Linked DNA regions of Mus musculus: region 1 is linked to region 2. Evidence: chromatin loops called from intact Hi-C (ENCODE). Cell type or tissue: heart. All regions are shown on one strand. Links, peaks and the distances in the headings refer to the core of each region. The heading gives the core; the rest is flanking DNA. Region 1 has its middle 53 kb from the start of Gm29243. Region 2 holds the start of Gm29243 (predicted gene 29243).

The links. Hi-C counts contacts between places; a loop is a spot of excess contacts. Peaks named below come from ENCODE experiments on the same cell type or tissue, not always from the same donor. Only the 100,000 strongest peaks of a DNase experiment are listed, where the experiment ranks them.
Region 1: it touches region 2 in a loop (4-fold over the local background); 3 of 42 quality-filtered maps call a loop at or near these places.

Annotation. Positions count from the first base shown.
Region 1 is chr8:34,262,231-34,277,730 of GRCm38, reverse strand. No RefSeq gene overlaps it. Among named protein-coding and RNA genes, the nearest start is that of Gm29243, 53 kb to the right of the region's middle. In heart, for the core only: a CTCF peak has its summit at 8,427 (motif pointing right); no DNase peak of the experiment used is centred there.
Region 2 is chr8:34,208,606-34,224,105 of GRCm38, reverse strand. Gm29243 (predicted gene 29243) reads right to left here and starts at 7,276. Exons shown (of 4, transcript NR_166073.1): 1 at 7,150-7,276; 2 at 3,142-3,239; 3 at 138-244. In heart, for the core only: a CTCF peak has its summit at 8,701 (motif pointing left); DNase peaks (open chromatin) are centred at 7,325, 7,915 and 8,225; H3K4me3 peaks cover 1,186 bases; H3K27ac peaks cover 1,364 bases.

The DNA.
Region 1 (15,500 bases), core at 3,555-11,554, 54 kb before region 2:
TTGTTATTTTATCTCGTTCATAGTTTCCCTTTTCACCCACTGTCTATAATGTAATTCCCTCTCCCATTTTGCCCTTTCTCACCCAAGCTTCCTTCCTTGGAAGATCGCCCTTTAAAATCGGGTTTCCCACCAACAGAGCAGCCATGCTGGTGGAGCCGTCACCGTGGCTCTGGCCACAGACCTCTTACACTCTTCCTTAGAAGACGACAAGCAGCCATGCCCCTGAGGGTAACCATAGCAATGATTCACTTGGGCCATATTCTTATATGACCAGGATGAAATCATACAGTGTAGATCCCTGTGTCTAGCTCGGTTCTATCTTATCACGTGACTCATCCACAGAACACAGTATGTTCTCTCTCCTGCTGAATTCTACTCTGCGTGGATATGCCACAACTGATGCCCTTGAAATCACTTCACCTTTGGGGCCAATGTGAACAGTGTTGATGTGAGCCTTCTTGTGTGCATCTTGGTAGCTGTCTGAATATCATATGCCTGGGGCTAAAATTGCTTGTTCACAGACAAGGATTGTGCTGGCCAGTTTTATATCAACTTGACATAAGTTAGAGTTATCTGAAAGAAAGCAAACTTAATTGAGAAAATGCCTCCATGAGATCCAGCTGTAAGGTATTTTCTTAATTAGTGGTTAATAGGGAAGAGATCAGAGCATTGTGGGTGGTGCCACTCCTGGGCTGGAGGTTCTGGGGTTCGATATATAAGAAAGCAGGCTGAGCAAGCCACGGGGAGCAAGCCAGTAAGCAGCCCCCCTCCATGGCCTCTGCTTCTGCTCCTATAACCAGGTTCCTGCATTGATTGAGCCCCTGGCCTGACTTCCTTCGTGATGGATGCAAAAGCAGAAGCCAAATAAACTTTTTCCCCCCTAGCTTGCTGTTGGTCATGGTATTTCATCACAGCAATGGTAACCCAGAGTAAGAAACGTACATATAAAAATCCTTCTTGCTGCACATACTTGTCAATATCACAATATTGCCTTTTCTGCTTAACCTGTTTTAGTAATACATGGTAATCTTTCACCACAATAAAGCATTTATTTATTTTGTTATTAAGCCTTGGCTGTCTGCTTTTAGAAGTGTATCTTGGTCATTTCTCTCATACTTTGTTTTGGAGCAAACAGACCTTTTCCCTGATGACTAATGAAGTTATCATGCTCACAAACCAAATGAGTCACGGAGCTAAAGTGAGACTTAGAACAACAGCCCGAAGCCTCTAGGCTTTTGCTGCCACCAGAATAGGGAGTTCAGGGTCAGTTGTAGTTGGTAATTGTGGCCAAGAAAAGCCAATGAATAAATCTTAAATCTTAAATGTCCTTAAACCATGACGGGACTCGTGTGTGTGTGTGTGTGTGTGTGTGTGTGTGTGTGTGTGTGTGTGTGTGTGTGTTTTCTTTTGTAACTCATTGCATAGTTCCCCAGCATGAACTTTATAAATAACTGCATCATGCTACAATGTCAAAAGGTGGTGGTAGTGGGTGAGCTAAATAATGGCATGGCCATTTATGAATTACAGGGACTGACCTAAAAATTGTGTGTGGGATAGATGATAGAAAGTGAAACTGTGCGTAGGTAAAAATAGTTAGAGATAAGTGGGACAGGAAGAGAAGCAACAAAACCGGAAAACAAAGACAAACCAGTGCAAGCTGGAAAGGGAAATTTACAAGAACTAATCCTTCGATTCTTTTTTTAAGACCAAAAGCAGAAAAAGAAAGGGTTTTTTTTTTTTTCCTTTCTGATGACAGATGGACACAGTGGGCCAGAAGACAAGGCAGTTTTTGAAAAGTATATACTTTGTGTAAAACCCAATGATTTTTGACATGTCAGCTATATCCAAGAGAAAAAAAAATACCTCATCCTGAAAAATGGGAATTTTGGTTCAAGAAATATAAGGCTAAAGATAGAGTTGGGTGAATCAGTTGAAAAGAGATCTAGAAGTGAAGATAAGTTAGAGAAAGGTCAGAGAAATAGGAAGGGGGAGTCTGCCTGTTCCAGTAACTCAAGGACAAAAATCAGAGCAGTGTGTCTACGGCAGTGGGTCTAGAGTATCGGGTCTAGAGCAGTGGGTTCTATAGCATCTACGGCAGTGGGGTCTAGAACAGCAGGGTGTAGAGCAGCAGGCCTAAAGCAATGGGTCTAGAGCAGTGGATCTAGAGCAGCAGGGTCTAGAACAGCAGGGTCTAGAGCAATGGGTCTAGAGCAGCATATTAATAGAACATTTAGCAATGTCTTCCATTGTGAAAAGCAGGAGAATTGGGTCAGGAGTAATTGAAAATAGAGTTGAATGAAACCATTTCCATGGTGGAGAGCTCTTCTTATTTCAGACCCTGAAAATCCAAGGACCATAATCACTGAAAATTCCATAGCTTCCAAAAGTTAGATTTGGCTTGCAGATTTCCCACTTATGTGGGAATAGTGATAACCACGCCCTTATAATAGTTTTTGCAGAAAACCTATCCACTACACTTACTGTTTCAGATATGTTCCATTTCGAAGCAATAGCCCATTGAATTTGTGCAAAGATTGAGGATGAAATGCTGAGTTCTGTGTGAGCAGCTGTCATGACAGATCGCAGATCTTGAGTGGTTAGATTCTGTTGTTCTGGATGTTCAGCCAGGGTGTTCTGCCTCTCAAATAAGCCTCGGCCTAGGAATCCTTAGGCCCCTATTGTGGCCCTGTGTGATGCTCACAGGACCTAGTTTCACTCAGATCTCAATCTGGTTTGAGGCTTTACACTACACATGAGCCAAACTCAGCAAAATGACAAGCAGGGTGACTCACATTATGGGAGTGAGTCTCTTTTCACTAGGATCTACTGGCCTTGTGATGAAAAAGGACAGCTTTGACATGTACTCTGGAGGTAGGCACTGCTGTTGGCACTGATGTCATGGGGGCTGAGCCCCTAAATGGGGCAGGGAAGTTGTGGACACAAGATGGGAACGTTGAGGGCCATCCTGCTGCTTTAAACACTGTCCTGGGGTCTGAGGTAGACTTAGACAGAGATCCTTAGCTCACTGTTTGAATATTATGGTTTATTTAGAAGCTGATCTCAAGAAATGCCCATGGTAGGTCAAAGAGGCAGGATAGGAGAAAAAAAAAGTAAAAGAAGCCACTCTGTGGAATTAGAGAACTGTCACACACGGTGTCAGGCACAGCCCGGGGGGTATGCTCGAAGCTCAGGTGCCTCATCACTTCCTAGCAATTCTGGCTTGCCCTCAGGTACAGGATGGCTCTGAGAGGCCAGGCAGAGCTCCAGGCCAAGAAACGCCATGGTTGACGTTGGTTCCAGATATGCGCACACCAACTGTTGTGCTGAGGATGAGGGCATAAGGCCCTGTCACCTACTCAAGCCCTGATAAGGAGAACACTCTATAAAAGTCAAGGCTGTAGTGATCTCTAGTGGACCTAAGCATAGGACATAATCTCCTAAGGTCTGGACAGGACTCTGAGAGGCGCCTCCCTCCCCATCTCTCTGCATTATTGCTTCTCCACATAGTGTGCTTTGTTCTTTTTAGCCCTGTGCACATGGCTGACTCTTAGGATGTGACTGCTCTCTTCCTTCTTTACCACAACAGTCAGAGCAGGCCTCCTTGGGTTGGAATCCAGGCATCTGAGACCCATGAACCGTTTGGCTGCCAGCTTGATGCTCTATAGAGCATCTATAGTCTTGACATTCTTAATCTTTTTTGATCAGTGGTCCTACATCTTTATTTTGCACTAAACTCCACAAATTATGTAGCCAGTTCTGCTAAAAATTTGTAATCCCATTTTACAGGCATGTATTGCATGCCCCAAATTATCACATGTAAACTTCACAAAGATGTCATCCACAGGGCCATTGTTCATCCTTGTATATATGTCACAAGACCCCAAAGGGCTGTTCTGTTCTGTTTTGAGACAGAGACTCATGAACCCTAGGCTTCAAACTTCCTGCATAACCAAGGATTACCAACAGTCTAGACTATCTGTGGTAATTTAGAAGATACCATGTGGTCTTAGACAGTGGAGATCTACAAATTCTGACCCTCTTGCCTCTACCTCCCGAGTGCTGGGACTATACCATACAAATTATATGATGCCCACTATCTTAATTAGGGTTTACTAGTCTGTGATAAAACATCATGACCAAAAGAAAGCTGGGGAGAAAAGGATTTATTTCACTCACAGTTCCACAGAACAGTCCATCATCAAATGCAGTGAGGGCAGGAACTCAAGCAGGACAGGAACCTGGAGTCAGAAGCTGATGCAAAGGCCATAAAAGGATGCTGCTTACTGGCTTGTCCCCCATTGCTTGCTCACCCTGCTTTCTGATAGAGCCCAGGATGCTTGAATCTCACTCAGAAGGGGAAATAAAATAAACATCAGAGGTGGAGGGAGGGAGGGAGGGAGGGAGGGAGGGAGGGAGGGAGGGAGGGAGGGAGGGAGGGAGGGAGGGAGGGAGGGAGGCAACAGGGTGGGAGAGAGAATGAGGGTAGTGATCAGATATGGGAAAAGGGAGGTGGGAGAGAGAACAGAAATTGGGGGGGGGCATCTCTGGGATGAGCAGGAGACCTGGGATGGGGAGGCTCCAGGAAATCTATGGGGGTGACCCTAGCTGAGACTTCAAGCAGCTACGGATATGGAGACTGAAGTGGCCACCTCTTGTAGCCAGACAGGACTTCTAGTGGGGGTGGGGGGACACCAACCTACCCACAGGACTTTCAACCCAAAGTTTGTCCTGCCTACAAGATTCACAGGGATGATGATGGAGCAGAGATTGAGGGAATGGCCAACCAATGAATGGCCCAGCTTGAGACCCATGTCATGTGAGAGAGCCAACCCCTGACACTATTAATGATACTCTGCTATGCTTGCAGACAGGAGCCTAGCATAACTGTCTCCTAAGAGGCCTCATCCAACAGCCGATAGAACCACATGCCGAGACTCATGGTCAAGACTTAGGTGGAGCTTGGGGAGTCTTGTGGAAGAGTGGAGATAGGATTGAGGGAGCAGGAGGGGTCAAGGACACCACAAGAAGATCTACAGAGTCAACTAACCTGGGCCCATGGGGCTCACGGAGACTGAACCACCAACTAAAGAGTGTGTAGGTCTGTACCTCGGCCTCCTACCCATTTGTAGCAGATGTGCAGCTTGGTCTTCATGTGAGTCCTCTCACAACTAGAGCGGGGTTTGTCTCTGACTCTGACCCTGACATTGGATTCCCCTTCCCCTACCTGGACTGCCTGGTTGGGCCTCAGTGGGAAAGGATGTGCTTAGTCCTGCTGAGACTTGATATCCTAGAGCAGCAGGTTGGTACCCAAAATGGGGACTTCCCCTCCTCTGAGGAGAAGGGGAGGGGATAATGGGAGGAGGGTTTCGTGAAGGTGGGACTGGGAGTAGAGGAGGGAAGGGGCTGCAATAGGATGTAAAGTGAATGAATGAATGAATGAATGAATGAGAGAAAGGGAGGGGGGAAATGTCCCACAGGCTTGCCTACAGCCCCATCTTATAGAACGATTTTCTTAATAGAGGTGCCCTCCTGACTACTCTCAGATAACTTCAGCTTGTGTCAAGTTGACATAAAATTATGCAGGATACTCACAAAAGAGAGATGCATTGAAAAGCCAGGAAAAAGAGAGGACTGTAGACCAACAACACCTCACGGAGCGAGAGGGAATGGCCATGTGGAGAGAAGCAAGGAAAAAAAGTCACTCTACTTCTTGATGGGACATGTCCTGAAAACCTTTCCTATCTATAATTCTGGAGCAAGTTTAATAGCTTCTCTTTGAGAGCATAAGTGAGTGTTCAGAAAAGTAAAATTCTCAAGTTCCCGAAACAAGGATCTGAAACCTGGAGGGGCGGCCTTCAAACAGAAGCCACTCCGGAAGGCAGGGAGAACAGGTAGACATTGTTTTGGGTACCCTTTTGGGGGTGGGGGCAAATGACCTTCTCACAGGGGTCACCTGAGACCATTAGGAAATAGAGATATTTACATTATGGTTCATAACAGTAGCAAAATAACAATTATGAAGCAGCTACAAAAAAATAATTGTATGCTTAGGGCTCACCACAACATGAGGAACTGTATTAAAGGGTTGCAGCATTAGGAAGGTTGAGAATGGCTGTTGTAGAGATTAGGAGTCCAGCCACTGTTAAAAAATAGCAGCCTTTAAAATCCACCCTTGGAAAAGAGTGGGTTGGTGGGGAAATTAAAGTAGCTGCCATGACCGGGCACGGTGGCACACACCTTTAGTCCTTAGCACTTGAGAGGCAGAGGCAGGCACCTCTCTGAGTTCGAGGCCAGCCTGGTTTGCAGAGTGAGTTCCAGGACAACTAAGGCTACACAGAGAAATCCTATTTTGAGAATAATAATAATAATAATAAAATAATAATAATAACAATACCTGCCAGGACAGTACACCATCAAAAAATTTACTTATTATAATTGTCTCAAGCTTAGCTGTCAGTGAAAAAAATATATTCTCCTCTAAAAATAAATAGAAATTAATATTTAGATGATAGAGAAATGTGTGCTATAGATAAAAGATACATCACCCAGTCCAAACCACATGAGAACATTTTTTTTAGTTTATAATAGCCATGCTAACTAAAACCTCTATATAAATTTTATCCAAAACTTAACATAAAAATTCAACACAGGCTGTTAATAGACCTTTGATGTAAAACAACTCAAAAAGATGATCTTGCAGCCCACACAGATTCTCACAGAGAAATTGCCAATGAAGATAAACTCTACGTTCAATGACAAAATGTATAAACAATGTCCTGCCCTGTGAAAACACTAGGAATCTATCCACCATGGTAGGACATGCCTCAGAATCCAATCTTCAGTAAACCCAGGTGATTAAACAATCCATGTGGAACTATAAGATAATTGTGTCCAAAGCCATTAAGGATGCAAAGGAACCTGTACAACTGTTCAAAAGCTATGATCAGGAAAGAAAAAAAAAAAAAGACACGCTGAAAACTTCCACAAGCAAAATGCATATGTAGCTATGGAGATTATAAAATCTCCATGATAATGCAAATGCATTAAACAGCAAAGTAAACGTGGGGAAAGAGAAGTGACTTGCACATGGAAAATAGGAGGGAATTCTCCATGCAAATCACAGAGGCGGACAGAGAAGGGACGGATCACTAGGCAGAGATATGACACAGAATAAAATGAAAAGGACAGACACGCATCTAAAAGAAATCCGCCACCGGGATGAAAATCTGAGGGCTTTTGGCAACTCAGATATAGAAAGCTTGAGCTTTAAGTGGCTTGTGGTGGCACATCTACCGTTCAGACGCCTCTGCTCTGATCGAGGGTCAGTCTACTCTCCAGGCTTGGGTTCCTTACCAGCTCCAACCTGCGCACCTCCAGATAACACTCAACTCACCCGCAGCAATGAAGGCTTCACACTTGCTTGTAAAGATCTCCAACTGAAGCAGACATCCCCAAAGAGGAAGTCGTATCTTATATTCCTGCCACTATCTGGTACTACTTCATCGAAATCAGACTTTAAAATTTATACAGAACAGAACTAAAGGTGAAAAGCCTCTGTTTTAAGCTTTCAGACAATAATATTCTATTTTTATAAAGGCATCATTCTTAAAGCACTGGAGATTGAACTCCTGGCCCCACCCATGCTAAGCGAAGGCCCTGCCGTGGAGCTGTGTATGACCTTTGTCTTCTTTGATTGACAGATCCACCCAATTCAAGAGCATGCACATTGTCAAGCAAGCCTGGCCAAGCAGTTTGGGCTTCATCTGAACACTCTGTGGAGTATTCTCCCTTCATCTGCACCCCGCGGGTTTGCACGCTGGGCATATTTTGTAAATCAAACTATAAATAACCATAATAAATGTCATATGTAAATTGATCTATTTTCAGGGTTTCTGAGTACAACAGGGAAATCTGAATAATTTTTTGAATGGCTGACAGATATTTCTTCTCATCTCGCACTTGGATATCGCCCAAACAACTGAGCAAAACTTCCTAAAACTTCATCTATAATTCTCCATAAGGTTAAAACATAGACCTTAAGAAGGTTCACTTCTCAAAAAGGTGCTCATTGAGGAAGATCAACGGTAATGAAGATCAGTAGCTTGAGCTGGTTATGTGATGACTCTGTCTCCAAGACTATGATTCAGAGACAAGAGTGGCTCTCAACCTTCCTAATCCTGTGACCCTTTAATACGGGTCCTTGTGTTGTAGTGACCCCCGACCATACAATTATTTCTGTTGCTACTTCATAACTGTCATTTTGCTACTGCCTTGAAGCATAATATAAATACTTTTGAAGACAGAGGTTTGTCAAAGTGTCACGGCCCACAAGTTGAAAACCAGTGGATGATACAAAAAAGAATGCGGGGGTGGCAACTGCTAGGGTCTGAACGTGAACGTCCCCACCAGGCTCCTGTTGTAAGCACTTTTCTCCAGCAGGTGGCAGTGTTGTGGGGGGCTGTGCAAATGTTTAGACCCTGATGAAAGCAGGTAGCTTGAGGCAAGCTTTTGAAAGCTGTACCTTTGAAAGCAGGACACGGCCCTACTCTCTTGCTATGATTTGAAGAGTCTCCCCACTTCACATCCTGTCACCAGAGAGGGACCCCCTTCCCCCAACCTTGCCTTCCTTGCTAAGGTGGACTGAAATCCCTCTGAAACTTCGGGAGGAACCAAACCGTGACGTTTTCTGTCACGTACATGGGACGTTAAGAGTAACACTGATAGAAAGTATGCAAGGTCGGCAGTGCCGGGCTCTCTGCCAGCGTCAAATTCATTGTTAGGACTGAAGCTAAACGCATCCCAGAAAAATAGCACTTCCCCTCTAACCTCTAAAACGAAGGCAAGTCGGGTCTTAAAAATGGTTTCTGCACCATTAAAATAGCTGGATTCTGGGAGCTGGGGAGATGGCTGGGGGGCGGGGGGGGGGCGGGTGCTCGCTTTGTAAGCAGAAGGTCCTGAGATCAAGATCCTAGTTCCTACAGAAAAGCAAGGCGTGGTGGCACCCACTGTAATCCTAGCAATCGGGAGAGTGGAGACAGGAAGATCCTTACGGTTTTCTGAAAAGCTAGTCTTATTGAATCCGTGAGCTCGTGGTTCAGTGAGAAACTTTGTCTAAAAAAGGAAGAGGAGAGGCTGTCCAGCCCAATGGATGACCTGAGTAGGACCCCTGGACTCCATGGAGTGGAAGGGAAGAACCAATTCCCATAAATAAATTGACCTCTGAGCTCCACATGCTTGCCCTGGCATGTGTACACACACTCTCTCTAAATAAATAAAGTAATTAATTAATTAACTAACATAAAACAAAGAACGATAGAGGAAGACATAGACATTGGACTCTGGCCTCTATACCCTTAACACAGATGGCACCCTATTAGAAGCACTAAGACCCTAACACATTGACTCCAATGCCCGCCAAAACTCAAACAAAAGCCTGACCCATCACAGTCCACAGATGTGGAAAGTCCCTACATGTACTAACCTTGCTTCTTTGGCTTCTGTAGCTCTCTGTTTATTGCTGTTCTTGCTGTGGTTTGTCAACTGGATGTGATTTCTGTGCATAAAAAAATCCAAGAATAGTAAGGCCGAGAGCAGAAAGGCTCCTGGCTGCATGACTGAGACAAGCAAGATTCCTGTGCAGCCACCACAGAGAGAGTAAAGACTTTCTATTCGGCTCTAAGCACATCTGTGTGTGTTCTCTTGTGGAGTTAGATCACAACAACACATCCTCACATGCATCAGCACTTGGGCACAAACACGTAAAAATACATACAACATATATAACAAAAATAATTAACTCAATAAAAAAAATTAGGTTCTATGATGGTTTGAGTAAGAATGGCCCCCATAGACTCATGTGTTTGAATGCTTAGCCCATGGTGAATGACACTAATAATAATGCGCTAAAACTCTAAAACCATAAGCCAGCCCCAACTGAATGTTTTCCCTTATAAGAGTTGCTGTGGTCATGGTGTCTCTTCACAGCAACAGAAACCCTTACACAGAAGTTGGTACCAGTGTACTGGGGTATTGCTGTGACAAACCTTATTAGGGGAGAACTGTGGAAGGACTTTGGAACTTTGGGCTAGAAGAGCCATTGTGTGTTCAGAGCTCAGTGGACTGTTCTTTAGGAGCTCGGGAGATGAGAATGTCAAGAGCAATGTAGACGATGAAAGCTTGGCTTGTGATGTTGCAGAAAGAAATTTAAAGAGCCTATCAAGGCTATTTGCTATTTTGAGTTGAGATTCTGTCATTCTAGTTAGGTGGAGATGAAGAGTCAGCCAGGACTAACAAGAGACAAGTACCATTGAAATGAAGCCTTTGCCTTACTGGGACAATTGATGCTGGGTAGCTGGTGCTAAGAAATTTGGCAGTATTTAAGAGGAGACTAGCATCACTAAGGTGAAATCTTTTGGGATGTGTTTCCTGAGAGCACAGAGAAGCTGTGTTGCAGAAGTGGCCAAGGTTGTACCTCATGCTAGCACCCAGACTTGGTAATGTGTCAGAGTCACCCAGATGGTGCTGATTTTGAAGGCACGAGGTATGGGTCATGGAGAGTAACTGGAGCTTGGCACTGTGAGATAAAAGGAGAGGCTGTTGGTAAAGGTGCAGCCTCAGTGGCAGTTGAAGGCCCAGATCTAAAGGGGCTATGCAAAGAAACTGAGGCATGGCATCTCGAAGAGAGCATATTAAGAGGTTATTGGTGAAAGTGCAGCCCAGTTGCAGTAGAAGACCCCAGCATATTAAAGATGCCAGGACCATGGGATGACCGCCAAGAACAGCAGCAGCAGTGGAGTGAAGTCAGATGGACCCTAGAAGACAAGCTGTTTGTGCTATAGAGGGCAGACCTGGAGAAGTGACCCAAGCCCTTTGGAGGAGTCCAAAAGTCCCTATGGGTGGATCCCAGACATTGGATGGTTGGAATTTGGTTTTGCTTTGATTTAATTGTGACTGTGCCTTGATTTTTTTTCCTCTTGAAATAAAGTATTTTATTGGAGCCCACAGTTGAGAGACTTTGGATTTTAAGAGGATTGGCTATTTTAAAGGGACTGAAATTTTAATGTGTTTGCATTTGTAAAAACTGTGGGACTTTTAAAGTTATTTGTTTTTATGTAAGATTTGGGGACAAATAAGAAAAGGAGGGTTGTGGCTTAATAAAGTTGTGTTTGTGTGCCAAGTTGACACAGGGTCAGTTGTACTGGCTGGTTTTGTGTGTCAAGTCAATTTGACACAAGCTAGAATCATCAGAGAGGAAGAAGCCTCAGTTGAGAAAACATGCTCATAAGATCCAGCTGTAAGGTGTTTCCTTAATGAATGATCAATGGCCCATTGTGGGTAGTGCTGTCCCGGGACTGGTGGTCCTGGGTTCTATAGAAAACAAGCTGAGCAAGCCATGGAGAGCCTCTGTATCAGCTCCTGTCTCCAGGTTCCTGCCCTGCTTGAGTTTGTTCTGACTTCCTTTGGTGGTAAACAGTGAAGTGGAAGTGGAAGCTGAATAAATCCTCTCCTCTCCAACTTGCTTTTTGGTCATGATGTTTTGTCACAGCAATGGGAACCCTGACTGAGACAGGTTTCTTCATAACAGGGCTGCATTTCCCCGTGTTGTGTAAAGATTAATTACTGAACAAATAACACATTGTCCAACGAAGCTGACCAGAAGAAATAAACAGATCCAGAGATAAAACCCAGCAAACTCAAAGAGAGAAAAACTCAGAAAGATGTGTCCTCTAAGTCTATGCCTTCCTATGAGGGAGGGAGGGAAGAAGGGAGGGAGGGAGGGAGGAAGGGAGGGAGGGAGAGAGGGAGGGAGAGAGGGAGGGGGAGGAGTTAACTCCCCCCCCAAGTCCAAGAGCAAAAATGGCAAAGCTCTACCTATTGAGACCGACTGGGGCATCATTTTAACCTATAGACATGAGGTTATCTCCCAAGTATATTCTGTTGTTTTTTTGTAGTTTACTTAAAGACACCTATTTTCATGGGTTGAATAGATGAACTGGATACTTGTTTTCTGAGCCCAGAAGATATTAGAAAACCAAATACTCCAAGTAATGTCTATACATGATATTGCACTAACATAAAGTCAGCTAGACCTACTCGACAGTGTTCTGTTGAGAACTCTGCAGAATGCTCTGCACAGGGGTCCTTGAAGCACCCAGGCTCACCTGCAAGGAGAGAGAGAAGCGGCAGAATCAAGCAGTACACGTGAAATTGACCTGTCCCCTGCCGTCTCCCGGCTCCCGTACCTGCGGACCATCCACTGGGTAAGGACTGGTAGCATGAAACTTCCCAACTCAAATCTACCAGACTGCTCACCAACCTCTCCGTGGAGTTCTCAGGACTTAGTTCAGTCTTCTCCATCTGCTCATGATTGTTTGTAATCTAACTTGACAGAAGTCTAATTAGCAGAGGAAACTCAAGGACTCGTTCTAAGGGCTTGAGACCTTGAGTGCCCAACAGGGAGAAGGCCTCAGTCCTCCATGTGTCCCTCTCAGAACAGTGACAATTCAGTACTCTGAGGTCTCCGAACATAAGAAGTCTGTGCTTGTATTGCTTTAGTCAAAAGAATTACTATCTCATGTTTCTAGCAACCTAGAAACCACCGGGGAAATCTGCCACGTGGCGTAACACTGTAGGCATGTATAGGGACAGGAACAAACCTTTCTATTCTAAGAAACTTACATATGCCTGTACATGCACACTGCCAAGAAAGGAACACCTCTTGGCTAAATCACGATTCCCGAAAGTACTTGAGGGGGAACCTCACCTTTTACATCAGTCATCTCAGAACAGAGTCTAGTTTTTCCAATCTGACCATGTTTTAAATAGTCAACCATGGCGTTCGGAGATACCTCAATCCAGACCAAACTTCATGTGGAAATTTGCCATCTAATTTTTTGTTCCTATAGTATTCTGCTGTCATTTTGAGATAGAAAGGGGTGGGGCAGAGTCTCACACCTAAGAATCAATTCTGCATAATTTTTTTATGTGAAAGCAGACATGTCTGTCTTTATTGGCAATTTTTTTTTCTACCTGTGTTCAGATGATCGGTATAAAATGGCTAAGGAAAATTTCAGGTTATTCTAACCCCACACCTCATCCACACCAGAGTCTCATCAACCAACAGTTTCTCCTTTCTTGAGAAAAAGAATGCTTGCAGGGCTGGAGAGATGGCTCGGCAGTTAAGAGCACTGGCTGTTCTTCCAGAGGACCAGGGTTCAAGTCCCAGTACCCATATGGCTGCTCACAACCGTCTATAACTCCAGTTCCAGGAGACCCAACACCCTTACACAGGCATACACGCAAGCAAAACACCAATGCATGTAAAATTAACAACATATAAATAAATAATTTTTAGAAAAGAACGCTTGCAAAGTGTTATTTACAGATTCCTTGCAGGGCGAGAATCCAATGTAGCAAACTCTTTGTCCAGAAAAAATGTTTGTGTGATGTTTTACAGCTCCATAGGGCTGCTGCCTAAATGGGCTCTGTGGTTGTCGCTTCCGTCTCTGTGAGTCCCCATAAGCCCTGCTTGGTTGATTCTGTGGGCTCATGAGGTCTGATTTATCAACATTCCTTTCCATGCCAGTAGTGCAGGACTTATGAGGGTGTCACCTCCACATAGGTCTCAGAGAATTCCACTAGTTTCCTGAGTTTCCTACATTTTTTTCATTTTACATTTAGGTTCACGATCCATCTTGAGTTAATGTTTAGGTGAGAGGTCTGGTTCGAGGTCGTTCTTCCCCCTATAGATGCTCAATTGTCCCCTGTTCCAGTTTGCCACAAAACCTAGCTTTCCTCCATTGGACTGCTTTATCAACTTCAGCCAAGTTAGGCGGAAACGGTTCTAGAGATCTGAATCACAATAATCCGGATGCTCTTTGACACTAATACTACTATCTACTTAACATAGCAAAGATGATCAATTTCAGCCGGACATAGGGACTATCAATCCTGCTTATTTGGGAGACTTGGGCAGGAAGACTACAAATTCAATACTTGCTTGAGGTAAAAAGTGAGTTCAAGGATGGCTTGGAAAGCTTAGTGAGACTTTGTCTCAAACTGAACCGGGGCTTAGGACACCAGCTCAGAGGTGCAGAACTTGTTCCCGACTTCAAGATCCTGTATTCACTCATCAGCACGACACGGTTTTTTTTTTTAATTCTTATGTAAACACTTGTTTAAGAACTACTTGGGTTCTCTGTGATGTTCCATGGATCTGCAGAGCCATCTCTATAGTATTGCACTGCCTTGATCTCTGTGGAGAGTTCATATATTTTAAAATAAGTACAGTGATTCCCCTCACACACATCATCTTTTCCAAAACTGTTCTAGGTATTCTGCATCCATGTGGATATCCATACTTCACCTTGCGAAAATTGTAAGATAAATAGGTAGATAGATAGATAGATAGATAGATAGATAGATAGATAGATAGATAGACAGACAGACATAGATACATAGAGAGAGATACATAGATACATAGAGAGAGAGATACAGAGATACAGAGATAGACATAGAGAGAGAGATACATAGATACATAGATAGATACATAGTTAGATAGACACATAGATAGACACATAGGTAGATACAACAATACATAGATACATAGATTTAACAGAAGGAAAAAGAGTCATTGATCTGTGTTTAGTCATCACTCATTCAGCAAATAAAGAACCATTGATTGAGCATCTTCCTTACACACAGATTCTAACTCAGTCTTCTTGAAAGCCTGTGTGTCATCCTTCCGGGAGGCAAGGTTGCTGAGATGAGATAGGTTAGCAATTCTCCCAAGGACAAGCAGGTGATGAACAAGAGACCCAATATGTGAACACAGTTCTATTTGAGTCAAAGACCATGACTCCCTGCCATAGCATCCTGTACATCTGTCCCAATGTCTGCCTTCTGCTTGATAACCTGCTAGTCTCAGTGACACAAAGGTGAGCAAAATAAAAAACACCTGAGAATCTCTTAGATTACTTCCACTGACTCAACCATCAAGGTGAAGACTTGGTTCAACTGGAGCACATCCCACCCTCCACCCTCCCCGATTCAAGGTTATCCATCTCACCCCAGTTTTTTTGTCTTTTAACAATGATTAGCCCCCTTGGCCCACCTAGATTTTTTTAAACTGAAAGCTAATAATCATTATCTCTTACTAAACCTACCTTTAAGCCTCAGTTAGTAATCGTCCTATATAGCATATATAGCACATATAGCATATACAGCACATATAGCATATATAGCACATATAGCATGTATAGCACATATAGCATATATAGCACATGTAGCATATATAGCACATATAGCATATATAGCACATATAGCATTTGGCTTTCCTCTTCCCACACCCTTCCCAGCACTGGAGACTGATCCCAAAGGTGTGAGCATATGAAGCAAGCCCTACACCATTGACACACATTTCCAACCATAAATGCCTTATGTGTAATAGACAACACCTTTACTGTGTGCTGCAGGCCCACTGGTGGCGGGAAACCTTCCTG
Region 2 (15,500 bases), core at 3,940-11,939:
TACTGAAACCTCACTCAATGGAAGTCAGCCTGAAACTTGCGTAGACTGCTATAGCCACTGGGGAAAGGGGGGGGGTAGGAATGATCTTCTTTGTCACCACAGGGAACTTGGGGAGGTGGCTACCCCAGGCTTCTTACCCATCTCCACTCTGTAAATAAGGCAACAGCAGTAGCCACCCAAGTGAACCAAGCAGCCAGCAAAGACTCTGCTTCCCAATGAGGACTCCGTCAGCCATGGCATCTCCCTGCGGTAGAGGAATGCTGTGGTAGGAATGCTGTGGTAGAGAGCTTCCCACTAAAATCAGTTGAAGAAAGTTAGCCTTCTAATAGGGAAAACCAGCCTTCGGTTGGTGGTAAATATGGAGACTTTATGCAAAAAGTCAGACGGAGGGCGAAGATTTCAAATTTCAAGACTCAGAAATGCAGAAATGCATGTGTTCGATTTTGAAGTACCTCTCCATGGGATACCAAGTCTCCTTACACAGCTATCGGTTTGTAAATCAAACTCTGACTCATTCCAGTATTGAAAACACATCTCAGACTTCACATTTCCAAGGTCCAGTTATGTCCACTCCCAGGTATTTCCATCTTTTACAGACAACTTCACCATTATTCTCAGTACTCAGATGAGAAATCAATTGTGACATCAACTTTGGCTTAAGTTAGATTCTCCTCTTCTGTCTCCGTCTTTCTGACTTTGTTTCTTTCTGTCTCTGTCTCTCTGTGTGTCTGTCTGTCTGTCTCTTCATCTATGTCTCTCTGTCTTTGCATTCCCCCCTTCCCCTCCCCATTCATCCATCCAACCTACCTACCTCTGCTGACCATTCTGGGCAGCTACATCCCAATCTGGGCAATCTCACGCCTCACCACCCAATCCTGATCTAATGACCTTGGGTCGGTCAGGTCTCCTGTTCCCCACAGCTGCCTCAGTGAACTGCTCTCATTGCATTGCAGCCTGCCTGGTCCTTTAAACATTGAAATATAATAACTCTCTGGTCAGAGAAATCTCCTATGGCTTCTCCCTTATCTCAGAGTGAGGTCTAAAGACTTCATCAGGACTAAAAGGACCCTCAGTTGCCTCTTCTGCCTCATCTTTCCCTAATTAGATCTTCCTTTTCATTGCTGAGAGACCAAATCTTTTGAGTTCTGACTCCATTTTAGAGAACCTAACCCAAGTTTGAACTCAGGTAAACTAACAGGCTGGTACCTAACATTAGTTTCCAAGTTGCCCTCACCCCCAACAAAACCAGAGCCTAGCTCCAGTCTCTAGATTAATTCCTAACAAGACCAGTATCTCCAGGTTACACCCTCAACAATACCAGCATCTCCAGGTTATTTCCCCAGCAACCTGCCTCCCCAGGTTACAAGCCCACCCCCTGCCTAATGACCACCAATGCAGAGGAGAGCAGAAACTAAGTTTATTATATGACTTCCAGCACCAGCCAATTATGTTAAAGGCCATGGTAGCTCTTCAATTAGATGCCTGTACACGTACCCCTGCTTGCTGCATACTATAAAGCCTTGCCCCGATAGATATTTGGGGCTCTACCACTACCAAAACCGTCCTGTGTGACAGCGGGTGTGTTGGAGGAACCCGAGCTAGCTTGAATAGAATAAAGACCCTGCTGTGAGTTTCAGCAGATCAGCTCCTGTCTGTTTGGGGAGAGGGAGAACCACTAACATTTCCCTGGCACTGCAGTGCCTCTGCTGTTCCCAGACCGCAGAGAGTTCTCCCCATCCAAAGCATCTGCCATAGCTCATCTCCCTTAGCTTCCTCTGCTGCTCAGAACTCTGTTTGTGTCAGCTTCTTAAAAAGACTCTAATTTAATGTCCTACCTAAAATAGTCACCTAATCGCAGTCCAATCCCCTACTTACTCCCAAACATTTTCACCAGCAGTGTATCTGGCTGTATATTCCTCAGCTGCCTTCCCCCGTCCCTCATCCCATCAATTGTAGATCACGAGCCCATCTGAGTAGGTGCTCTCTTTCACTACTCAACCTCCACAATCCAGCACAGTGATTGCCGTGTAACAGAAACTCAACAGAGTCTTGTTGAATGGACAGTATCCTTTCTATTTCCTTGGGGCAGATATGTCCCTATAGTTTCTATCAGAAAAGTACTCTTGAAATTTCTTCTACCTTGCCCGGGGTTGATCGAAAGGAGCAGGTGATCTGTGCATGATGGCTTGAGCACGGGGAAATTATGGAAGAAGGGATCTGACTGGGGTAGATCCACCAAGGGAACCACAAGGGTCAGCCCAAGGCATGAGCCATCCCAATCGCCACAGAGTGGAATCCAGAAAGACTACATGTCTCACCCAAGGTCACAGAAATACTAATTGGCAGAGATGGAAGTACCAATTAAATCTCCTAGCTGTGTCCTGGTGGTGTTTCTCTGTAAACTACATTTGTGGGGGAATAACAACTTCTTTAAATGGTTTTCTAGCTGACTCCATTTCATGGTGTTAATTGATGAATCCATTTCGATCCTAACCCTTTGATGTCCCCCATGTTTTCCCAAGAGAAGGTGTGCTTATCTAATTAGCACACGCAATACAAAAAAAAGAAAAAAAAACTGAGAGCAAATAGCTAGTATAATGAATGACAGAGAGTGATCAAAAAGATGCTGACAAGCTACACCAATGAGCCAGAAATGATAAGAGGAAACTTGGAATCCAAGGGCTGTAACTAGAGTCAGCCAGGAAGGAAACAAGGTCCAGCAATGGCTCTGATGGAAACCATCCAGGTGCTTAGGAATACCATGGAACCTCCTCTGCCCTGAAGTTCTGACTCAGTAGAACCAGATTGTCAACTGACACCATGTAACATGACACCTGCAAACACCCAGTGTGGTGGCAGACTATACTAATAGAACATAGATTCTAAAATAAAGGTTACCATGCATTGTAATGTTTGTTGAACAAACTAGATACTCATGCAATCATTCATGGTTGTGCCCATTAAGACTCAAAAACTGGGTTTTATGGGTTAAAAGTTAGGCATATCTCTACACTCAACAGAGCTCATGGTCTTTCGAGAAAGTCATTCTGTGTAAGCGGTATCCCGCTTCATGAGCTTCCTCTTCCTCAAATTCCTCTCCCTAGAACCTTCAGGAAGGTTGACAACAGAGCAGAAACTTACCTTCAGTCCAAGATGCCAGACTCTCCAGGCAATGGCTTTAGTATGAATTGTACGGAGAATCCCCTGTAGCTAGTCTTCTATCTTTATGGTGCTGTTAGCTTATGAGATGAAATAGGAAATTACATCTGGTGGCACGACAGAGATGGCTCAGTGTAAGAGCACATGATTCATGAGCATGAGGACATACAAAAAGCCAGGGGTGGCGGCTGTATGTATACCTATAACACCAGCACTGTGTGCATGGAGACAGGAAGATCCGCCTACCAAACTATCTCTGGGTCCGCTGAAATGCTCTGTCTCAAAGGAATGAAGTGGAGAGTGATGGGACAGGATACCCAACAACCTCTTCTGGCCTCTGCTTCAGTACACATACACACACAGAGACACACACACATGCACATACACCATACACAAATACACCATACACACATGCACATATACCATACACACACACATGTGCACATATACCATACACAAATACACCATATACACCCATGTACATATACCATACACAAATACACCATGCACACACATGCACATATACCATACAGAAATATATCATATACACATATATACATATGCCATATACAAATATACCATACACACACATACACCACACACAAATACACCATATACATACATACACATATACCATACACACACCATAGCATACACAGGTATATACACCATACACAAATACACTATACACACACATACTCATACTCATACACCATACACACACAGATGCACAAATGTACCATACACACACATGTGTACATATACCATACACAAATACACCACACACACATGCACATATACCACACACACATGCACATATACCATTCACAACCTCACCATGCACACACAAACACACACACACACACACACACACACACAGAGTAAATAAAATAAAATGCCCACCTTTGCATAGGGTAGAGCATAGCAAATCTGCCTGCCTATGCTGTCAAATGTTAGCCCTCTTGAAACTCATACTCACACAACCAGAATCACCATCTCTGCCCACGCCAGCCTGACCAGATCAGATTGGCTTCCTGAACCACTGTTATTTCCCCTTTACACTTCTAGGCCTGAAGCTAGGGGGCCATTTGGGCTCACCCTTGCTTGTCTTTATAGAAATTTCCTCTTGGAAACCCCATTCCCCTGCCTAAGTCACTTCCATCTATCACATAGATCCTTCTTCTCTTGACCCTCCCTAGTGGGAGAACCTCTTCCATCCCAAAGGGAAGCAGCTCCCTCTGTATCCAGCATCAACTGCTCATTTCCAATGCCCTTCCCAGACAAAAAGCCTGCTGAGCTCAAAATGCTGACGTTCATCCTGAGTGTCAAATGTTTACAGGGTCATGAACAAGCTAGAGTTTGCTCAAAACACAGTGGACGTGTAAATGATGATAGAAGGAATTCAACATGTCCAGCCTGGTCCCTTCAGGAGCTTAATTCCCTAGATGATACTAGTAAGCACTAAGGCATAGCTGCAGATACACCCTGCCTAGACAGCCTGGGCCTAGATTAATATTGGAGGATGATGGGAAACAAAATTAGAAGGGATCATTAAACCTACCCAAGCCTAAGAACACCTGGATTGGTTTTGGTAGATGTAACTTTAATTTTTTTCAAGACCGATTTTTAGTTTTATTAAACACTTTTTAGCCCACCACTCACCACAGGTAGCAAGAAAGATTGGATATGGTGTGGGGGGAGTGGACCTGTTTAGAAAGGTTCTTTGGAGCAACTCCCATCTGTGTTGTCTGGAAATCGGCAGTTCAGTTCATAGGTTAGCAGGAGCAGCTAAATCCACTCGCAAACGATAAGCGAGCCAAGCTTGCATTCTATTTATACCTTCCAAACATCACCTGTCCTCCATGGTCTTGCCTCAGCAAGCACATGTGGCTGTCTCAGCTGACATCACCGTGCCAATCAGCCCAAGTCTACAGAAGCGGCAAGAAGCCACAGCACACCACCTGAAGTTTATTGGTGTGTTTCTCTCTATAGTGTCCCGACAAATGCAGCTCAACTACGCAGTGTAAGGCAGACCAATACATGGGTGTCATTAGCAAAGAATCTTTCATTGAATGTCCTTTCATGTGCCTGCTTTAGTAGAACATCCTCTCTCCTGTGTCTGCTTCAGCTCAATGTTCCTTCTCCAGTCTGCCTCAGCCTTTCACTCCAGTGTCCACTTCAGGAAAACACCTTCCAACACAACTGACTTTCCAAAGAACCCTTAAGTTTCCACTTCATGTAGATCACCAGGAGCCCAAAGTAGAAGCCAACTCAGAGTAGAAACCTACTCAGAACTGGCTGTGGTCCTCTAGGCTATTGACTGTATATATGGGATGGGGGGAGGATCAGAGGGCATCAAAGCTGTTCTGATGCCGTTGGCATCACCCACACATCAGACAGGAAACTTCCAACCTCCAAGAGTGGTGTGGGGGAAAGGGAGGGAAGGGTAGACGAAAGTGAAGTAACTAAGCTCAAGTTCAGACGACTCAACAATGAAGTGGATGGGGAGCAAAGCCAGAAAGAAAGAGATGTCTGACTGGACTTTCTATTCCAAGCCCAAGCCTGGAAGCAAGGGGTACAGCCTGCCTCTGAAATGTGCCTCAGAGTCTTGGGCTTTAAGTGTGTGCTACTTTATGAGACTGTGGAAAGCCAGAGAGCTCAGTTGAGAGCCTTACACTGAAGAAGGAACTGTGGGGCCTTCCTGGAAGAAGTAAGTCATCAATGCAAGGCCTTTGACGGTGACATCTGGCCCCTAGTTCCTGTTGAATTCCCTGCTTCCTGATCCACCATGCCAATGAGCACACCTACTGGCATGGCTCCACCAAGTCTTCTCCGACATGATAGGCTGAAACCCTCAGAAACCATCACCCTCCCTCCCTTACGTTGCTTCTGTCGAGTTTTCTGCTCACCATGATGCAGAAGCAGCCGATGCCCCTAGGTAATATCATTATTATAAGTTTTTAAAATGAGAAAGATATTTGTATAGGGGGCGGGGGGAACATGGAAACAAGACAGGTACATAAAGAATATTTGTTCCATTTTGGACATCGTGGGATAAAACTGAGGTCCTGATGAACACCTGCCTGGAAATGTATCGGGAATAATGAGGAAGGCAGAGAGGGCTGATGCCGTGTATGACCCATGCAGCTTGGGTCCTGGGACCATGGCTAGAGGCAGAGGGAATGGAGGAAAGACAGACAGACAGACGGATGGACTCACGCATGCGCGTGTGCACACAAACACACACACAGGCGTGCACACACATATACTGAAGCTGAGACCAGGTTAGGTTTTCTAACTGCTCCTACCCAGAACCTCATGTTTATTATATGCACCAGGAGGAGGGGTTAGCCGGACCCAGCAGTAGATCTCTGTAGGCAGCAATAACAAGCGATAAATATGCAGGAGCAGGAAGCCACCATTGCTAGTCTCTGCACACTCATACTCGGACTCTCAAGGAGAGCTTTGCGGTTCCTCCTGAGTCTGGGCCATCAGCTTTACCAATTCCCCACAGGCCAATTGGGCTTGGAGTCCCTAACAAGCCGTGCCCATGTCAAAATAAACCTTCACTCTGGGCTTTACTTATTCAAGATCTCCTCTGATACCTACACTTTGGGGGCAGGGGCACTAAAACATAGCAGCAGTTGATCACTCATGACTCAGAATGACTCACATATTGGTAAAGATGTGGAGGCAGAAGATGACATGGACTTGCTAAGGAGCTGGCCAATGTAAGGACACAGGAAAGGTAAGAAATTAATAAAGCTCTTTTTCTCTGTTATCAAAACTCCTATTTCACTTATTGTAAAAAGAAAATGTTAAAGAAAGATGGAGAGGAAAATAAAAATGGATTTCCTCTATCCTCCAGACAAACACCATGAACTTCCTAAGGTTACTGCTTAAGTTATTAAGGATTTCTGTTGCTACATAGAGACACCATGACCATGGCAACTCTTACAAGGGAAAACATTTCATTGGCGACTGGCTTACAGTTCAGAGTTTTAGTCCATTGTCATCATGGTGAGAAGCATGGTGGCAAGCAGGCAGGCACGGTGCTGGAGAGGTGGCTGAGAGTTCTCATCCAGATCCTCAGGCAGCAGGAAGAGAGCACAACACTGGGCTTTAGCCTCTGAAACCTCAAGTCCACTCCTTGTGACACACTTCCTCCGACAAGGCCACGCCTCTTCCGACAAGGCCACGCCTCCTCATAGTGCCCCTCCCTATGAGTCTATGGGTGTCAGTTTCATTAAGATTACCAAACATCTAGACATTTCTCTGTGCATATATTAGAAATACTTGCTTTGGATAGTTGCAAGTTTACGTCTAATGGTCTCTAATAACTTTTGCTTGTAAAGTTTTTCAGTGTAATCGTCCTATTTTTGCCCAAACCAAAGTTCACATCAACTGCTAGATTTCTAGCATTCTTTGAAATCTTTTTCTGTTAAAAAGAACCCTATTTCCTGCTGTTGAAAGACGCAGGCAGGAAGTTTACTTCAGACCGTGGCTTGTCGAGGAAAGGGTGATATACCAGCTTCGGTGAGATTTTTATAAAGGAGCTGCCCTTGTTGTGTTTGAGAATAGAACCCAGAGAAATTGGCAGACAGCATTGAAAAAAGGTTTTAGACTTTGGAGGCCATAGGGGTTAAAGCATGTGGCGCTCAGAGCCTCTCTGAAGCCACAGACAGCCTGGTAAGGACGCCACACAGTCAGCTTGTTACATAAGACCACGCGTGGCTCTGCCTCCCCGCCTTCGCTTTTGGGGGATTTGGTTTCCTGTCAGGAAACAAGGTGTCACCAAGAGAGCTCTCTTCACAGAGCTGCCTTCAGGGCTAATGAGATCACGACTTCTGAGCTCCTCTGAGAAGCAGGCTACCTAGATTGAGGACAAACATTGCTCTAATCGGGTTGTGGTTTTTTTTTTTTTTTTTTTTTTGAAAAGAGCCACGTGGCTTCCTTGCTTCCTGTAGGATGGTCAGTCCTGGCTCCAGGGGCACCCGGGAAGTTTCCGGCTCTTTCTCTTTCCATCCCTACCCCAGGGAGAGCCTCTGTGTTTATTCCTGCTTGCCATGCCAAGCTTCAATTGGTTCCCTCAGGAGCTAGCCCCCATTACAATCCAAACTGATGCAAAGATCACCAAATATCAAGGGCTGGAGCTGAGCAACCCTAGAGGGTGTACCGCCCAGATTCTGCTCGGAGGGCTGCCTGGGGTTTCGTTTGTTTTTATTTCAGCATATCCTCCAATGGATGCACCTTTGCTATGTACGTTCTTGAAAACACCGGAGCAGTGTAGTGCATTCCCAGAAGCAAAGGGAAAGGCAGGAGTCTCTCTCCAGCTGGGTATCCATCAGCATCTCTTTGCATTTCAGAGCCTCCGGGAGCATCCTGCCAGGGACTCAGGAAAGCGACTTTCATTAAGCCACACGTACTGGTGCGGCCTTCAGTTTCCCTGAGACAATGCTAGGGAAAAAGGGGGAGAAAAAAAGAAAAAAGAAAAGAAAGGGCAAAACTATTCTGCAGCCAGGAGTACCCTCTAGTGTTCAGTTGAAGCCTGAACTCTGGCTACAGCCCACAAGCCCAATAAAAATAATGGGAGGATCTATGTGATTATACCGAAGGTTGCCTCTCCGGAGCAGCTGCAGTTTTTGCTTCATTGACCTAAGCTTCACAAGTCCCTTTGAAAGTACCGGGGCTAGAAAGTATAGTGCATGCTTTTAATCGCAGCACTCGGGAGGCAGAGGCAGTTCGAGGCCAGCCTGATCTACAGAGCAAGTTCCAGGACAACTGAGGCTACATAAAGAAAGCCTGTCTTGGCAGGGAAGTCGGGGGTCGGGAGCTCTGGAATGAATATGGTTTTTTAAAGGAAGATTCAGTCACTTATACACTCCCCAACAGCAGTTAGTATCTGGGTTTAGCCATGGAATAGAACTACATCTTACATCATTAAACTAGTTTCGATGGCACTGAAGTTGTAGAAAACATCGAGGCTGTGGTTGGAAGTTGAAGAGTTCAAGGCCAGCCTGGTGTATAGGTGAGACCCCACTGGCAGAGGTGTGGGCAGGGGAGGCGGGGAGGCTTTGTACTCTGCTGGCATCATTGTAACTGAAAAGTAACATAATCATATATTTAAATATCAAGAAGTAGCTTTCAAGTCTGACAGTACAGAGTCTACTGTGTGGACACGTGCAAAACCCAACTAGTTTGGAAGATGTTGTAATGACAGCTGCGTTCCAGTGGGGGCTTGATTAGGGTTTGGGGGTACGTCTTTTTTGTTATCTATGTTTTTGTAGCTGCTCTGTTTTGTCTCAAATTGCTTGTTAATACATATCTAAGCTGGAACAAAGCTTTCCTGTCTGTAAGGCCCTTCCAAAGCCAAGCTAAGTAACTAAGTGGCTCTGAGATGCCAAGTGGAGTTCCATATGATCATTTCAAAGCTTGTATTTCCAATGCCAAGGATGCTATTAGTTAAGAATAAAGCACAGTAAGTGTACAATAACAGGAAAATTTTCAGAAGCACCATGGATTATATGAATGGTAGATGAATCATAGGAGCATCAGATGAGTAAAAAGTTGTGAATAAATCAGAGGACAAAGCTAATAGCCACCACCAGAACTGTGTGCGCATCCTCTTAACCAAAAAGTTCAAAAATCAATTTAATATGTTCCATATTGTTGAAGCTTATGGTTTGTTCTTGGTTTTTGTAAACTTCCTGGACTTCAGAACTTTCTATGGTAATGGACCTTGGGGGTAAGAAAGCTGGAATTGGGCCTGTGAGACGGCTTGGTGCATAAAAGCTCTTGCAGTCAAGCCTGGAGGCCTGAGTTTGAGCCTCATGGTAGAAGGAAAATCCAATTCCCACAAGTTGTCCTTTGACCTACACACACACCACTGGCATATATACAGAATACATATATGCACACTCTGTGTGTGTGTGTGTGTGTGTGTGTGTGTGTGTGTGTGTGTGTGATTTCAGAGAGATGGAATTTCATAGGCCTCTGCTTTGTTTATTCTTTGTATTCATGACCAGGGGATGCTCTTCCAGTCTCAGCAACTTATCCAGTTTCCCAGAAGTGTTCTCACAAGCAGAGGCAGAGTAGCCAGAACAAAGTGGCTGTCTACAGAGCAGCTTGCTAATGGGCAGATCACTCTTGCATTGCTCTGCCAATATCTGACTGAGACACTTACAGAAGGAAGGATCTATCTTGGCTCACAGCTTCAGAGGGCTCAAGCCATCATGACGTAGAACGTATCACGGAGCAGTACAGTTCATATCGGCAAGAGCCCCTTCGTGAGCTTGTTCTATCAGCTACACCCTCACCTCCTACCAGTTCTACAGTCTTTCAAAATAGTACCACTAGCTAAGGAATGAAGATTCAACTTGTAAGGTGGAACAAGGCAGGAGGAAGAAATTTGGACCTGAGGAGTTGAGTCCCAGAAGATGGAGATGACCCCAGGAGGGAATGGAGGCAAATAAATGTTACTTGCTCTCCCATTGTTCTGACCTGGAACAACTCAAGGAGAAGCTTAAGGCAAAGCATCACAGCAGAAAAGTATAGCATTGTGATGTCTAGGAAGCACATAAAGACAGAAAGAAGAAGCAAATGTCTTCCTACCAGGCTCCATCTTACATAGCTCCCACCACCTCCTTCCAATGACATACAAAGGCTTCCTTGGCAGAAACTGAGTGAGTTTCCCCATAAGCTTAAGCAACTTACGAGTCACACACAGGCCTCTTTCTGTTTCTACCACTGTTACATACCCTTGAAATGTTCTGGCTTCTTTAACCTAGATCTTCCTAGATAGGAGTAATATTCCTGCCTCTGGCCATCTCTCAGAGCAATGGGATGGGTGCAACAGATGACAGTGAGGAACTGGAAGCCTCAAGATTTAGATGAGCAAGATTTAGAGAAATTTATGGAAGGCTCCCATACCGTAGTGGTTTGAATATCCTTGGCCCAGGGAGTGGCACTATTTGGCGGTGTGGCCTTGGAGAAGGTGTGTCACTGTGGGTATGGGCTTTAAGACCCTCATCCTAGCTGTCTAGAAGTCAGTATTCTCCTAACAACCTTCAGATGAAGATGTAGACCTCTAAGCTCCTTCTGCACCATACCTGCCTAGATGCTGCCATGTTCCCACCTTGATACTGGACTGAACCTCTGACCCCGTGAACCAGCCCCAATTAAATGTTGTCCTTATGAGAGTTGCCTTGGTCATGGTGTCTGTTCACGGCAGTAAACCCTAACTAAGACATGTACCTTGCCTCTCCGTGAACCTTCACCAAACATCATGAAACCGTTTTGTTGAGCTTCAGGAGCTGTTCATATGCTCTGGTTACAATGTAGGTTGTCCTTCAGATAACTCTGGCGCCACACCTGAGGTCTTCCCCAAAGGAACAATAAGACCCTGATCTAAGTTGTCCTATAATACCCTTTACAGCTGAACACAGCTCATAAGAAATGGAGACTTGATTGCTCTGGCTAAAAGGATTCTGGTTTTTCTGTCCTAACAAGGTCAGCTTTCTGCAACATATAGACTGAAGCTGCAGCCAAATCACATGTCCTGAAATGTCCCATATGGGTTTTTCCTCACTGGGTCTGCACCCACAATCCTGGAAACCCCTCTTGCCTCTGCCCCCGAGCCAGCTCTCATCTTGCACTGTCGGGTTCTTTGGAGACACCAGTTCCTGTTTTGTCGCTCTCTACTACTGCTTCCTCCATCCCTGCCACCCCTGTTGCCCCTCACCTCCTGTCATTACCTGCACAAGTCATCCAGCTAAATGTAACTTCTAGAATTCTCTGCATCGTAATCAGAGGAGACATCATCCTGCAATTTCATATTCTATCAGCGAGAGCCAGAGCATTTAGCAGCCCTTTTAATTTCCCCATGGCCTGGGGGTTGTCAGAGGCCTCCTCATTTTCCTGTCTTCCTCTCCTTTGGGTTTGGTTGGGTCTCTGGGCAACCACTTAACCAAATAGTCCTAAATGTGAGAGACAAGACAAGTCACACTTGTTACCATGTTAGGGACTCCAGTGACCTGCATCCACGGCCCTCGGTCCACCCTCCCCCATACTACTTCTAGACTACGATGGTCCTTATAGACCTTTTGACTGGTCCCAAAACTCCTCTGGTAAACACTTCTAGGGAAAAGAGTCCTGAATACCTGATGCTTCCTGGAAACAAAAGGATGTTATAAATGCATCTAGAATAATCCAGCCTGGCCTCTCCTCCCCTTACCATGTTTTCCCAGGACCAGCAGTCACCCAGCTATCCCCAAATCTCCAGAGTTATGTCAAACCTTGGACTTGCCAATGCAAGAATTTGGCTTGGGTTTTTTATTCTAAGTTTTTTTTTTTTTTTGGTTTTGTTGTTTTTTTAGATAAGGTCTTGCTGTGTAGTGTAGTCCTAAGCTGCCTCTGAATTCCTGATCCTTCTACCTCAGCAGCAGAGTGCTAGGATTATAGGTGTATGTCACCTCACCAATAACTTGCTATTTAAACCTCAGAGGTGGGTGACATGAATACACACTAAATATCACATAAATGTCATATGTTGTATGTTACCTTCCAGAAACTTACAATCAAATTACAGAGGCAAAAAGGTGGCACATGGACCAGGAAGGAGAGCAGAGTGATCTGTAATGGGGAGAAATCTAATAATACAGGCTGCAAGTCAGAGTTCTTTAGCAAAGCCCCCAAAGAACATTAACAACACAGATCCCTTAGCCTCGTTCCCAAGTAGTTTTATTACTAGGTGTGGACTAGGCTTTGATCTTTTCATGAAAATTCCTAGGTGGTATTGATAATAGGAGGCAGTCTTAGTCAGGGTTTCTATCCCTGTGAAGAGACACCATGACCACAACAACTCTTATAAAGGAAAACATAATCAGGGCTGGCTTACAGTTTCTGAGGTTAGTCTGTTATCTTCATGGCAGAGGACATAACAGCTTCCAGGCAGATATGATGCTGGAGATGGAGCTGAGATTTCTACATCAGGATCAGCAGGCAGCAGGAAGTGAATGTCACTCTAGATCTGGCTTGAGCATTTGAGACCTCAAAGCCCACTCCCTAGCAACACACCTCCTCCAACAAGGTCACACCTTCTAACAGTGCCACTCCCTATGGGCCTATGGGGGCCATTTTATTCAAACTGTTATGCCCCGACTCTGCAGGAAACCCAGGAGAGCTCAAGAACTATAGGGTCTGATGCATAAGAGTCAGACTCGACTGGCAAAGCTTCCCACAGCACAGGGCAGGAGTGGGACCCTGAGCTTGGAAGGCTTGGCACTTATATGCAGCATAGTTAGAGACTCTTTGAAAGCTTAGGGTGATGGGGGAGGCAGGGGAGGTGAGTCATAATTCAGACATGATACCATTTGGTAGAGCAGGGTTGCGTGTCTGCGAGGGGGATGCTTCTGACCTAAGGATTATCTTTATGGGGCTATCAGGAACTAGTTTTATGGCCAGCCATAACTGTCTGTGACCCCTGATCACCTCCCTTCAATGATTTAAACATGGGACCCTAATCTCTGTTTTCCAAGGACAGGCACCAACTGCACCTGAGAAGTGCCCAGCCTGATTATCAGGGAGAGAGCTAGCCTCAACGTCACAAGGGCAAGGGGGGCTGTCATCCATCACACTCAAGCTGGTACCCAGGGCTCCTTGAGTTCTCTCTGAGTGGCCAGGGAGGGGGAGGAAGCCCTGCATTTGCAGGGGGAGGCGGGGAGCAGGGGTTGGGGAAAGCAGAACTTCTGGGGGAAAGCTCAGAGGCAAGCTGTCTTCACATCCCAATGCACTTGCTGTGGGAGGGAGCCTGGGTTGGGAGAAGGGAAACTTCTGCAAGAAAGTGCAGAAGGAAGCTGCCTGTGCACTTCAGAACCACCACAGAGGCCAAGCGGTGCAACAAAACAGCACGACAGGTTTTTTTGGGTTGTTTAAAGATTTCATTGCAACAAACTACAACCGAAAGTATAGGAGACTGTTCTTCACACCAACAGACTCCATCACTAAAACAGAGGCTATTGGAACAGTGCGAGCCAGTACCCTAAATGTGGGAAGCCACATGTGCCGTTGCTGAGTGGCACTGACTACTGCTGGCCACCACACATAAGTTTGGACAAACAACCAATGTGTACATATGCAGTAAAGTTTTTTGCAAAGACACTGCCTGGCCCGGACATGATAATGAGGTTCTGTAAGGTACTGAGAGTATAACCAATCAGATGTGAGACATGCAAATGAGGTATGATAATGAGGTTCTGTAAGGTACTGAGAGTATAACCAATCAGATGTGAGACATGCAAATGAGGTATGATAATGAGGTTCTGTAAGGTACTGAGAGAGAGTAACCAATCAGATGTGAGACATGCAAATGAGGTATGATAATGAGGCTCTGTGAGGTACTGAGAGAGAGTAGCCAATCAGATGAGGAACATGCAAATGAGGCGTAGTGCATAACCAATCCAGGTGTGAGACACGCCTCTCCTAGGCCTATAAAAGCAGCACCAGTTCTGGGCTCAGGGTTTCTTCGCCTCTGCAATCAAGCTCTCCCAATAAACGTGTGCAGAAGGATCCTGTTGCAGCGTCTTCTTGCTGGTCAAGTCCTGCGTGCACAAGACCTAAATACCCCCACGTTGATTTGTCCATGACTGAAAAGCAACTAAACTTGGAAGAACAACAAGCAGTTTCAGGGGCACACAGGGAAGGTTTTGATTGACACAAGAGATCACCGGAAGGCATCTAATTTCTTGTCCTCTTTATAAGTCTGGGTTAGCCTGTTTACCACCTTTGCCAGGGTCAGCAAAGCCCCTCCCTGTTTCCCTTTTGTTTACTGGCCTTTGCTCAGGGAGGTGACCACACTACCAGCTCCCACCCAAGACCCTTCAATCTGTGGATAAAAGACACACACAGTTTATTCCTCCACAGTTTGTCTTCTTGACACAATTGCTGGGCTCAGATATCTCTCACCTAGAAAAGCATGCCCTTAGCAATTTATTATCTCCATCTTTCCACCTGCCCTAAACTTAGTGGCTAGTCCCATCTAGCCCCTGCCAAACATCCTTGTCCACCCGCTTATAGCAGAGGCTGCAGGCCCTAGCTGCCCCCTCCCTGAGACCTTACATGGTTCTTGTGTTCTTCGTCCTCCAAAGCATGGTAGAAAAGCCCCTCTCTGTGTCCCTGCCTTTTCCTCCTGGAACCCAGAAGTTCTGCCTGTACCTTCTACCCAGCAATTGGTCCTGGCCTCCTTTATTGACAAATCAAGAACCAATTGGAGAACAGAACTTTAGCATAAGCACCACCCCCTTCATTAGCCTCCAGGGCTTGTTCCAGAAACGGAATTCCCAAGT